Regions from separate parts of the Homo sapiens genome. Here region 1 is linked to region 2. A link is a contact called in ENCODE Hi-C or POLR2A ChIA-PET data. All regions are on one chromosome and are shown on one strand. The core of a region is the stretch at or near the end of the contact, and the rest is flanking DNA. Distances in the headings are between cores, read along the strand shown. Region 1 holds the start of EFEMP2 (EGF containing fibulin extracellular matrix protein 2). Region 2 has its middle 4.8 kb from the start of FTH1.

Evidence for each region. A loop is a pair of places that touch in the nucleus more often than their neighbours do. ChIA-PET counts read pairs that join two places held with the same protein, here RNA polymerase II (POLR2A). Pooled maps may share reads with other maps.
Region 1: a pooled map shows a loop between it and region 2 (3-fold over the local background). The contact joins the promoter of EFEMP2 here to the enhancer-like site in region 2. A Hi-C loop is called at or near these places in 1 of 50 pooled maps. POLR2A ChIA-PET finds 5 or more read pairs at or near these places in 2 of 52 experiments (B cell and BJ).

The regions. Positions count from the first base shown.
Region 1 is chr11:65,869,371-65,874,160 of GRCh38, reverse strand. EFEMP2 (EGF containing fibulin extracellular matrix protein 2) reads left to right here and starts at 1,361. Exons shown (of 11, transcript NM_016938.5): 1 at 1,361-1,478; 2 at 1,800-1,917; 3 at 2,143-2,191; 4 at 2,798-3,004; 5 at 3,503-3,625; 6 at 3,924-4,040; 7 at 4,185-4,304. The coding sequence starts at 1,807. RefSeq lists a silencer at 299-358.
Region 2 is chr11:61,969,820-61,974,972 of GRCh38, reverse strand. No RefSeq gene overlaps it. Among named protein-coding and RNA genes, the nearest start is that of FTH1, 4.8 kb to the right of the region's middle. RefSeq lists enhancers at 2,011-2,190, 2,854-2,998, 2,802-3,096 and cis regulatory regions at 2,921-2,931, 2,851-3,362, 2,608-3,367. Within about 2 kb of position 3,597, at least 36 of the 41 ENCODE cell types and tissues checked have a DNase peak (open chromatin) inside an H3K27ac peak, as active enhancers do.

The sequences.
Region 1 (4,790 bases), core at 112-2,611, 3.9 Mb before region 2:
TCTCCTGCCTCAGGCTCCTGAGTAGCTGCGACTACAGGCACGCGCCACCACGCCTGGCTAATTTTTATATTTTTAGTAGAGACGGGGTTTCACCATGTTGTCCAGACTGGTCTCGAACTCCTGACCTCAGGTGATCCACCTGCCTCGGCCTCTCAAAGTGCTGGGATTACAGGCTTGAGCCACCGCGTCCGGCCCCTAAAGAGCTATTATTTAACCTTCTGCCCCAGCAGCTGGGAGGGATGGTGGTGGCAGAGTGGCGAGGAGCGGGCACTGCGCAGTTCACCTGAGCCCCAGGCGCTCGCCGCGGGACCCACCAGCACGTCCCCTCCTCGGCAGACTCCCTCCCCGGGGTCACGTGGAGGGCGACTGCGGGGATAAGCAGGGATGGCAAGGGGAAAGGAAGGGCGGGCCCCAGGCGGGGGATCCCCGGACACGCAGTGCTTTCCCGCCTGGCCCCGCCCAAAGACGTGGGCAAACAGAGGCCACGCCCTTCCTGGGAGCCAGCCCCGCCCATACTCCGCCCCAAGGACACGCCCCCACTTCGGGCGGAGGCGGAAACCGGGCGGGGGACGCTGGTGCGAGGAGGTCGAGGAGGCGCCTTGGCACCCGACTCTGGCATCCCGCACGTCCGACATCAGCCCTGCCCTCCTTCTCAGGGGCTTCCATTCATTTTGTGCCAAAAGGGAACTGCCGCCCTCGCCCCCAAACTTGTAGCTTTGTGGATGGAGGGTGTGGGGGAGGCCGTGTGTAGTGAAAGGACCACCCGGCTGAAGACGGTCCTGGGGGTGGAGGGCAGGAGGGAGCGAGAAGGACAGTTCTGCTCCTGGGAGCCTCTCGTTCCTGGGCGAGGGTCTGGGGACCCTGGATGAAGTTTTAGGATCTTTTACAATGACGGTCTGGGGCAGAGAATAAAATTTTGCAGGGAGCAGATTGAGGGTCTGGAGGACTGGGTTAGGTGGGCTCTAGGTACCCAGGACGATCTCGGGAGGCGCACAATGAGAATCTGGGGGCTCCAGGATTACGGTGTGGGTGCACAGGATGAAATTCTGGGGGCGCAGATTAGGTAGGACCTAGGTGAGCAGGATGACATTTTTGGTGAGCGTCTGGGGGCCCCCGGGTGAGTCTGGGGGCCTGGCATCAAGGTCGGGGCCCCAGGATCGAGCACTGGGGGACCCTGGTCCGGCGCCGGGAGGCGGCTCCTGGCGGCGCCGCGGGGGACCGGGTAGGGGCCTGTGGCTGGCCGGGGGCGGAGAAGCGGGGGGTCGGGGTCCCTCCCCCTGGCGCTGGCTCAGGAATCCGCCGAAGGGCGGGCGGAGGCGCCGGGGTGGGCCGCGCCGCGGCAGGCGGGCGGGCGGGGGGCGCTTCCTGGGGCCGCGCGTCCAGGGAGCTGTGCCGTCCGCCCGTCCGTCTGCCCGCAGGCATTGCCCGAGCCAGCCGAGCCGCCAGAGCCGCGGGCCGCGGGGGTGTCGCGGGCCCAAGTGAGTGGCTGTGACCGTCCGTGGGGGAGGGCGTGGGCCGGAGTCTCGGCCGAGTCCGCGGCAGCGTAGCGCCCACAGAGGCCCGCGCTCCTCGGCCTTCGCCGCAGGGGCGCGGGGCGGGGGCGGGGTGGCCGGGGCGGGTGGGCCTGGGACCCGGGCCTGGGACCTGGGCCTGTGAGGAGTCGGCCCCCAGCCCTGGGAGGCCCCGAGGCCCAAGCACGGTCCTGAGCGGGCAGTGGCGGGGGCTGGGCTCGGGCTCCCGGTACAGGGAGTTGAGGTGCCGCGGGCAGAGGCCCCTGACCCGTGTCCACCATCTCGCAGCCCCAGGATGCTCCCCTGCGCCTCCTGCCTACCCGGGTCTCTACTGCTCTGGGCGCTGCTACTGTTGCTCTTGGGATCAGCTTCTCCTCAGGATTCTGAAGAGCCCGACAGCTACACGGTGGGGACAGTGAGGGCCGCTGGCCTGGGACAGGAAGGGTAGGGAGGAAGAGACCGGGACCCAGGGTGACTGCTGCCGGGGAAGTCTTCCTCCCCTGGCTGGTGGAGAGCTGGGGGCCATTGTTTGGAGCAGGCCGGAGGGTGGCCAGGCTCAGGCCCTAGTCTTGGCCTGGCCAGTTGGAGGAGATCTTAGGGTGACCACTGGCCACTTCTGGTTCCCTTCCAGGAATGCACAGATGGCTATGAGTGGGACCCAGACAGCCAGCACTGCCGGGGTGTGTGTGCCTGGGGGACCAAACACCCCCAGGAACCCGGAAAGGGATTGATAGCTGCTTTCCAAGGGACAGCCCCACCTCCAAGAACTGCCGTGGGAGCCCAGCAGCCCGTTCTATGCCCAGCTCTGCTACACAGAGGCCAGCTCTGGCTCTCTGGAGGCCAGTTGAGCTAGGGGTGGCCTCATCCTCTCCCAGAAACCCAGGAAACCTTGTCCCTACCCCTCAGAGGAGCTGGATCCTGTACGCCTTCTCTGAACCACTCTCCTGTCCCAGCTCTTTGTCTCATCACAACCTGGGAGGGTAGCGTCCCCAGGGGTGGGTAAGGAGGCCCCCCATCTTGGGCTGAGCTAGGGCTAGGGCCGTGGGGAGGGATAGAGACCCACTTGCAGGCCGAGAATGAGGGCAACAGTGGGAACAGCTGCCCCATCTCCAGCCTTGGCCAACCCTGGGGAGGGGTCCTGAGCAGGCAGACTTAGCTTGTTGAGCAGAGTGGGAAGGCTTTGCTGGGGCCACACATCTCAGAGAAGGCCGAGCTGGGTTCCTGCCTCCGCTCCCTCCAGGGCCAGCCCAGGAGACTGGCTGTGCCCAGCAGGCCCCTCTCTGCAGATGTCAACGAGTGTCTGACCATCCCTGAGGCCTGCAAGGGGGAAATGAAGTGCATCAACCACTACGGGGGCTACTTGTGCCTGCCCCGCTCCGCTGCCGTCATCAACGACCTACACGGCGAGGGACCCCCGCCACCAGTGCCTCCCGCTCAACACCCCAACCCCTGCCCACCAGGCTATGAGCCCGACGATCAGGACAGCTGTGTGGGTGAGTGGGGACTGCTCTGGTGCCTGGCTTCCAGTCCTCTCACCAGGCGTCTTAAACTCAGACCTCATGTTCCTCCCCAGCTCAAAAGGGCCACTGGTGATGTCCACACCCTCATCCAGACACTCATGTTGTTTAGGACCTGCCGCAGGTGGCCCCAGCTTGTGTGCCACTGCTCCAGCCAGCTCCGGGCCCCTCCCCTCGGTTGCTGCAGAGACACTGCAGGAAGTCTGCCTTCCAGTGTCTGTCCCCTGGGAGCCACAGGCCTTGGAGGAAGGACAGTCCAGGAATCAGTGTTGCTGGGGATGTTTGGACAGGACCTTATTTCCTGTGCAACCCCCAACATGTGGTTTTAGAGGTTAGGGGTGCCTTTCCTGATGGCTCCAGGCTGGTGAACTCTTACGCGTGCTGTTGAGAGAACCGAATACAAGTGTTGGAACTATCTGTCATGTTGGGTGGTGTGCGGGATCCCAGGCAGGGGCTGAGTGGTGTCTCTCGCAGATGTGGACGAGTGTGCCCAGGCCCTGCACGACTGTCGCCCCAGCCAGGACTGCCATAACTTGCCTGGCTCCTATCAGTGCACCTGCCCTGATGGTTACCGCAAGATCGGGCCCGAGTGTGTGGGTGAGTCCAGGAAGCAGCTTCTGTAGTCCCGGCTTTGTGTCCCTGGTCTGGCCCTTGCCCTAGCACCTGACCCCCATTCAAGCCAGGCTTCACCCCCGGCCCCTGCCACCTCACCCTCCGTCATCAGACACAGAGGACTGTAGCGGGGAGTGTTTGGGAGGTGTCCTGGCTGACCCTGCCTAATTCAGCTCCTCGGACACAGGATTATGGGTGGTGAAGCCTTGAGTCCCAGCCGGCTCGAGCCCACCTGCCCTCTGCCCTCTGCCCTCCGCCCTCCTTCTCCTGCCTCTATCCCTAGACATAGACGAGTGCCGCTACCGCTACTGCCAGCACCGCTGCGTGAACCTGCCTGGCTCCTTCCGCTGCCAGTGCGAGCCGGGCTTCCAGCTGGGGCCTAACAACCGCTCCTGTGTTGGTGAGGCTGGGCTGGGCCAGGCTCCTGGGTCCTGGGCAGGGAGGTGTGAGGTGGGGGCGCTCCCTTCTTGACCAGCCCAGGTAGAGTGGAGGCTCTGGGCTCCTCCTCCGCTTTCATCCCTCCTGTTTTTCCTGGCACCCCCAGATGTGAACGAGTGTGACATGGGGGCCCCATGCGAGCAGCGCTGCTTCAACTCCTATGGGACCTTCCTGTGTCGCTGCCACCAGGGCTATGAGCTGCATCGGGATGGCTTCTCCTGCAGTGGTGAGAGCTCCATCCCTGCTGTGTACTCCTCTGTGGACCCCCAGGCCCTAGCTATGCCGTGCCTCCTGCCACACAGTTCTCCATTTGAGGCCTCCGCCTCCTGTCACTGTGCACCCAGCTGCCTCCTGGGTACTCGACCCCGGCTGGCTGTGGAGCACTCCCAGGCTAGTGGGGGAGGCACAAGGAGAGGCAGCTACGTCCTTACTGAAGCCTACTGGTGAGACTGAGGATGTGGGTGCCACCTGTCCCACATATCAGGCTCACCTGCATTTACCTGCATTTGAATTTTGCACTAGGACAAGTCACTCCTCTCTGAGCCTGTTTCTTCTTCTATAAAATGGGTTGTCTTGAGGATTAGGTGAGAGTGTGATAGATGGGCTCCAGCAAGTCTCAAGCTGCAGTGCTTTAAAGTGAATGAACTGCCACTTAATGAGAACCTGCCCTCGTAGTGTATTCCCTGACACACTTGGCCTCCTTCCTCTCAAG
Region 2 (5,153 bases), core at 2,348-4,847:
GGAGTTTTATTTTATTTTTTATTTTTTTTAGAGACAAGGTTTGGCTCTGTCGCCCAGGCTGGAGTGCAGTGGCACAATCATTGCTGACTGCAGCTTCGAATTCCTGGGCTCAAGCAATCCTCCTCCCTCAGCCTCCTGAATAGCTGGGACTACAGGCCTGTGCCATCATACCCGGCTAATTTTTGTGTTTTTTTTTTTTTGGAGAGAGAGGGACTTGCTATGTCACCCAGGCTGGTCTCAAACTCCTGGGCTCAAGCAATCCTCTTCCCTCAGCCTCCTGAATAGCTGGGACTACAGGCCTGTGCCATCATACCCGGCTAATTTTTGTGTTTTTTTTTGGAGAGAGAGGGACTTGCTATGTCACCCAGGCTGGTCTCAAACTCCTGGGCTCAAGCAATCCTCCTCCCTCAGCCTCCTGAATAGCTGGGACTACAGGCCTGTGCCATCATACCTGGCTAATTTTTGTGTTTTTTTTTTGGAGAGAGAGGGACTTGCTATGTCACCCAGGCTGGTCTCAAACTCCTGGGCTCAAGCAATCCTCCTCCCTCAGCCTCCTGAATAGCTGGGACTACAGGCCTGTGCCATCATACCCGGCTAATTTTTGTGTTTTTTTTGGAGAGAGAGGGACTTGCTATGTCACCCAGGCTGGTCTCAAACTCCTGGGCTCAAGCAATCAACCCACCTCGGCCTCCAAAGTACTGGGATTACAGGTGTGAGCCACTGTACCGGCCTCCTTTAAGGAGTTGTAATCACAAAGTGCTTATCTTTGTATTTCATAATGCTGGGACAGACAGAAAAGAGACAAATTAGAGAGAGTGGGACTGCAGGAGGTGGTAGAGGCAGGAAATAGGGAGCCTGGGACAGTGGGAACAGCCACAGGCTGGAGGGAGGCCTCATCCATGCTGAGGGTGAGATCTTTGGGGTCCTGACCCTCTCATAGGACACTCAGGATTTCCCTCTGCTGACCGAGGCCCCATCTGCTGGCCCAGCAAGACTCACTAGCTCTCCTGGATTGTGCCCCTTCTCTGGGGGCAGGAAAGCCCTAGCCGCTCTTTCCGGCTGCTTCATTCTGCTGCCTCCCAGCTGGGTTAGTCCCTGGCTGCTGATCTCTCAGATCCTCTTGATCCCTACTCCCTCCGACCCGGTGCTCAAGGGACTGTGCTGTGCAGCCATCGTTCCCCTCCACCATAGTGAGTGTCTACACAGTGAAAACTCCTGAGGCATAGTTCCCATTTCCATGAGGAGGCACTCCCAGCCCCTGGCTGCCAAGGCCTCTGGCTGCTGAGGTCCCTGCCCAGACTTGCAAGACATTTTTCTGTTTTTTCATCCTCCTCCCAAGGCTGCTAGCCATGGCTCCCACCTGTCACCTGCGCTGAGCTGGGCCTCCCCTGATTTGGCCAGGGTGAGCACAGCTGAGCCTGGATGGGGTGATGTGGGGATGCCATGTGGCTGGGTCCCAGCTGACGGGGTGCAACGGGAACTGTGGTAAAGAGGGCGCCCAGAGCGGGTACTCAAGGTAGCATGGGAGAGGGCTGGCTTCAGATACCATAAATAATACAGGAATCAAAGTTCAGAGAGGCCACGTGGCCTCTTCACTGTGTGCATATCCCAGGGGCTCACTGGGAAGGATACAGCTGGGGACTGTTAAAGGCAAGACCCTTGATCTCCAGGAGCCGCTAGTCCAAAGGTAGAGAGCCGATGCTCTGCTGGGCATGACCATTCCAGAGAAGAGGTACAGAGCTGCAAACTGCTACAACTGGAGGGACCCCCGGGCTGTGCCAGGGTTGGGGACACAGCTTAAAACTTCAAAGTCCAGCCAGGAGGTAAACACATAGCTAGGGCATGTGATAGGGTCTCTGGCAGAAGTCTGGAGTGCAGTGAGGCCTGAGTTAGCATTCAAAAATGGGCCTTGCCTTCCATTCACAGTTGTCCTCAAACATCGCAGGCTGTGGCTCTCGTTAACCTTCTGGAAGCGGGGGATTCCAAGTACCTAGACTCTGAGTTTACATGGCCTCAAGGGTTTTCAAGAAATGATTTCAGGACAAGCTCTGTGAGTATGATTGCATCATCCAGAAATGTACCCAAATACTGATTTAGTATTGTTTTTCCTTTGGTCTGAATTTCAAAACTCGAATTTCCTGCTTTACTTCACTTCACTTCAGGGGAAATCCCAGACATTTAAAACATCAGCTCTTCAGTTAAAATACCACGTAACCCATTCTCTCCCAATCCTCATCTATGTCTCCAGCCCTGAGGTTTTTCTTTGTTGCAATCAGCCTGTGGAACGGTTTGGGGTCTGGCCTTTTCACATAGCATTCCTGCACACACACATTCCAGCAACACACTTATTAAACACACTTACTGTATTTAATGGCCATGCGGGGTTCCATCATGTGCCCTGTCCTAGTTTTCAGCTTGTGTTTCAGCCAGTGACTCTACGGCTTTGGGCAAGCCTAACCTTTTTTGGGTCTCACCTTATCTGTAAAACATGATGATTTGGAAGCTCTAACGTCCTTTCCAAAGCCTTAAAATTTGTGGGGGGTCTATGATTTCCTAGCTGTGGATCCTAAATTGTGACTACACAATAACAATCCCTAGAAGAGAAAGGGACCCAACATCTATTGAGAATTCCCCATGCGGCGGGAAGGCACTGAGCGAGGGATAGGTAGGAAAAGTGACACCTAGGCTTGCCAGCAAAAACACCATCAGAGGCCCCCCTGAGTGATCTCAGACCCCTTTGTTCCCAGTCCGGCCTCTGGACTTTGTCCCATTAGGAAATGGGGGGAGGGGGACACTCTCCCTCCCTCCCTCCCTCCCTCCCTCCCTCCCTCCACAGTGAAGCCACAGCCCTCCAGGTCTTATGACTGCTCTTCTCCTCCATGACAAAGCACTTTTTGAGCCCAAGCCCAGCCTAGCAGAGTGCTGAGTCACGGTGGGACAGCAACTCTCCACCGCAACCCCCACCACCGCCCCCTCCTGCTCCAGGATGTGCTGAACCTCCAGAAACCACCGGCTTGGCTCTTCTCTCATCTGAGGTCCCTCCCGCCACTCCTGGCCCTGGGAGGCGGCTGTCCTGGGAGACCAGCCAAACTCTCTGCTGCCTCCAAGTCACGAGGAGCTGAGCTGGAGGGTGGGGGAGGTAGAACCCTGGTCAACAAAGGTCCCAAGACCAGGCCACAGCTTCGGAAGAATCTAAAGGCTTAGACATTGCAGTTCTGACACCTCAAGTTACCAGAAAGTAGGGAACGGACACAAGCAATCATATAAACAATCATAAACACACACACACACTCACACTCCCCCACCAATAGATTTCCCTTCCATTGTTCCCAGCCAGCCTCCTCCCAATGACCTTCTACAGCACAAGCTGTCCCTCAGTCTTGCTGCGATGTTCACTGCAGCTACATGCATGTTTAGCCAAGCATGGAGCCAACACTGATTCAGGAAACCTACTCCCTGCAGCAGACCGACTTCCCTCCAGTGGGTCCGAGAGCTTCATGCTGGCTTTGTCCCCCTGGACATCCCGGAAGCCTGGAAACTCAGCACATCTAGTCCAAAACCAAGCAGGCCTTCCCCAAGGGCTTTCCCCGAAACCTTCATTTCCTCCTGTGCTCCTTGGCTCAGGGAATGGCAGCAGCAGCCAGGCCTACCAAATCATAAAGCTGAGAGATCTCTTACACACTGCCCACCCCTGGCCCCCGACTTTCGCCAATCAGTCTGTTCATTTGATCTTCTCCAGATCTGTCAAATCTGTGTTCTATCTTCTCTGCTCACTAATAACTAAGGCTGCTGCCTCCTGACTGGTGCCCAGCCCTCTAGCCTCACTCTCATCCATCCTCCACATTCAATCATGAATCCATCTGTTCATGCAACAGATACTGGGCACCAAGTAACAAGCAATTTGCAAAAAGCTGGGAGTGCAGAGACAAGACAGAAACAATGCCTGCCTTCCAGGAGCTTACCATCTACAGCACCAGCGCAGGCAATCAAAAGGGTCTCATAAGGCCAGGTGCGGTGGGTCATGCCTGTAATCCCAGCACTTTGGGAGGCCGAGGCAGGTGGATCACTTGAGGTCAGGAGTTCGAGACCAGCCTGGCCAACATGGTGAAACCCCGTCTCTATTAAAAACACAAAAATCAGCCAGGTGTGGTGGTAGGCACCTGTAGTCCCAGCTACTTGGGAGGCTGTGGCAGGAGGATCTCTTGAACCCGGGAGGTGGAGGTTGCAGTGAGCCGAGATCAAGCCACTGCACTCCAGCCTGGGCAACAAGGGCAAAACTCCATCTCAAAAAAAAAGGTGTGACACATACATAGTACTTCATTAAACATACAAATATATATTATAGTTCCTAATCTTCATCACTTACATGAGCTACAAATATCATCCCAATTTGTCATCTCTGTTTTAACCTTGTTTACAACATCTTTTGTCTTACAGCTTTTCATTTTTAAATAGGCAAACCTGCCAACTGTACTTTTACGGCTTCTGACAGCCTCAGAAGAACATTCCCTACCCCAAAATTATAAAAATAATCTTGTATATATTCTTCTCAAAACTTTATACTTTTTTTAAGGCTTGGATTTTTAATCTATCTGGAATGTATTTTTAAATACTGAGTGAGTCACTTTTCTCCACATGACTGTCAATTGTTTCAACATAATTTGTTAAACCCATTCTTTCTTCCCTAATGTGACACAACAGTTTAGCATATACCAAGTTCTCATAATAGGGGGGCAGGACTATTTTGTTGCATTAATCTAGTCATCTCTTCCTGTGCCAGTACCATACTGCTTATAGCACTTTACTGTACCTTTATTATAGCACCAAATGCAAATCTATCAACACACTGACTCCTCCAAATGAACTTTAGAATCATTTTGTGAAGTTTCAAAAAAAAAAAAAATACTGTCCCAGAGACAGTAATGGCTGAGGAAAAACAAAAACAAAAAACTGCCTCTTATGGAAATTGCAGTGAATTTATGCTTATTTGGGGAAACTGACATCTTTACAGAATGAAGATTGACCGACCATTTGGGAATATGGTACCTCTTCATTTATGCTAGGCTTTTTGAATTTTTTGTCCAGCAGTAAGCATTTATAGTTTTTTCTATATATTTCTTGTTAACTTTATTCCAAGGTACTTTAAGCTTTTG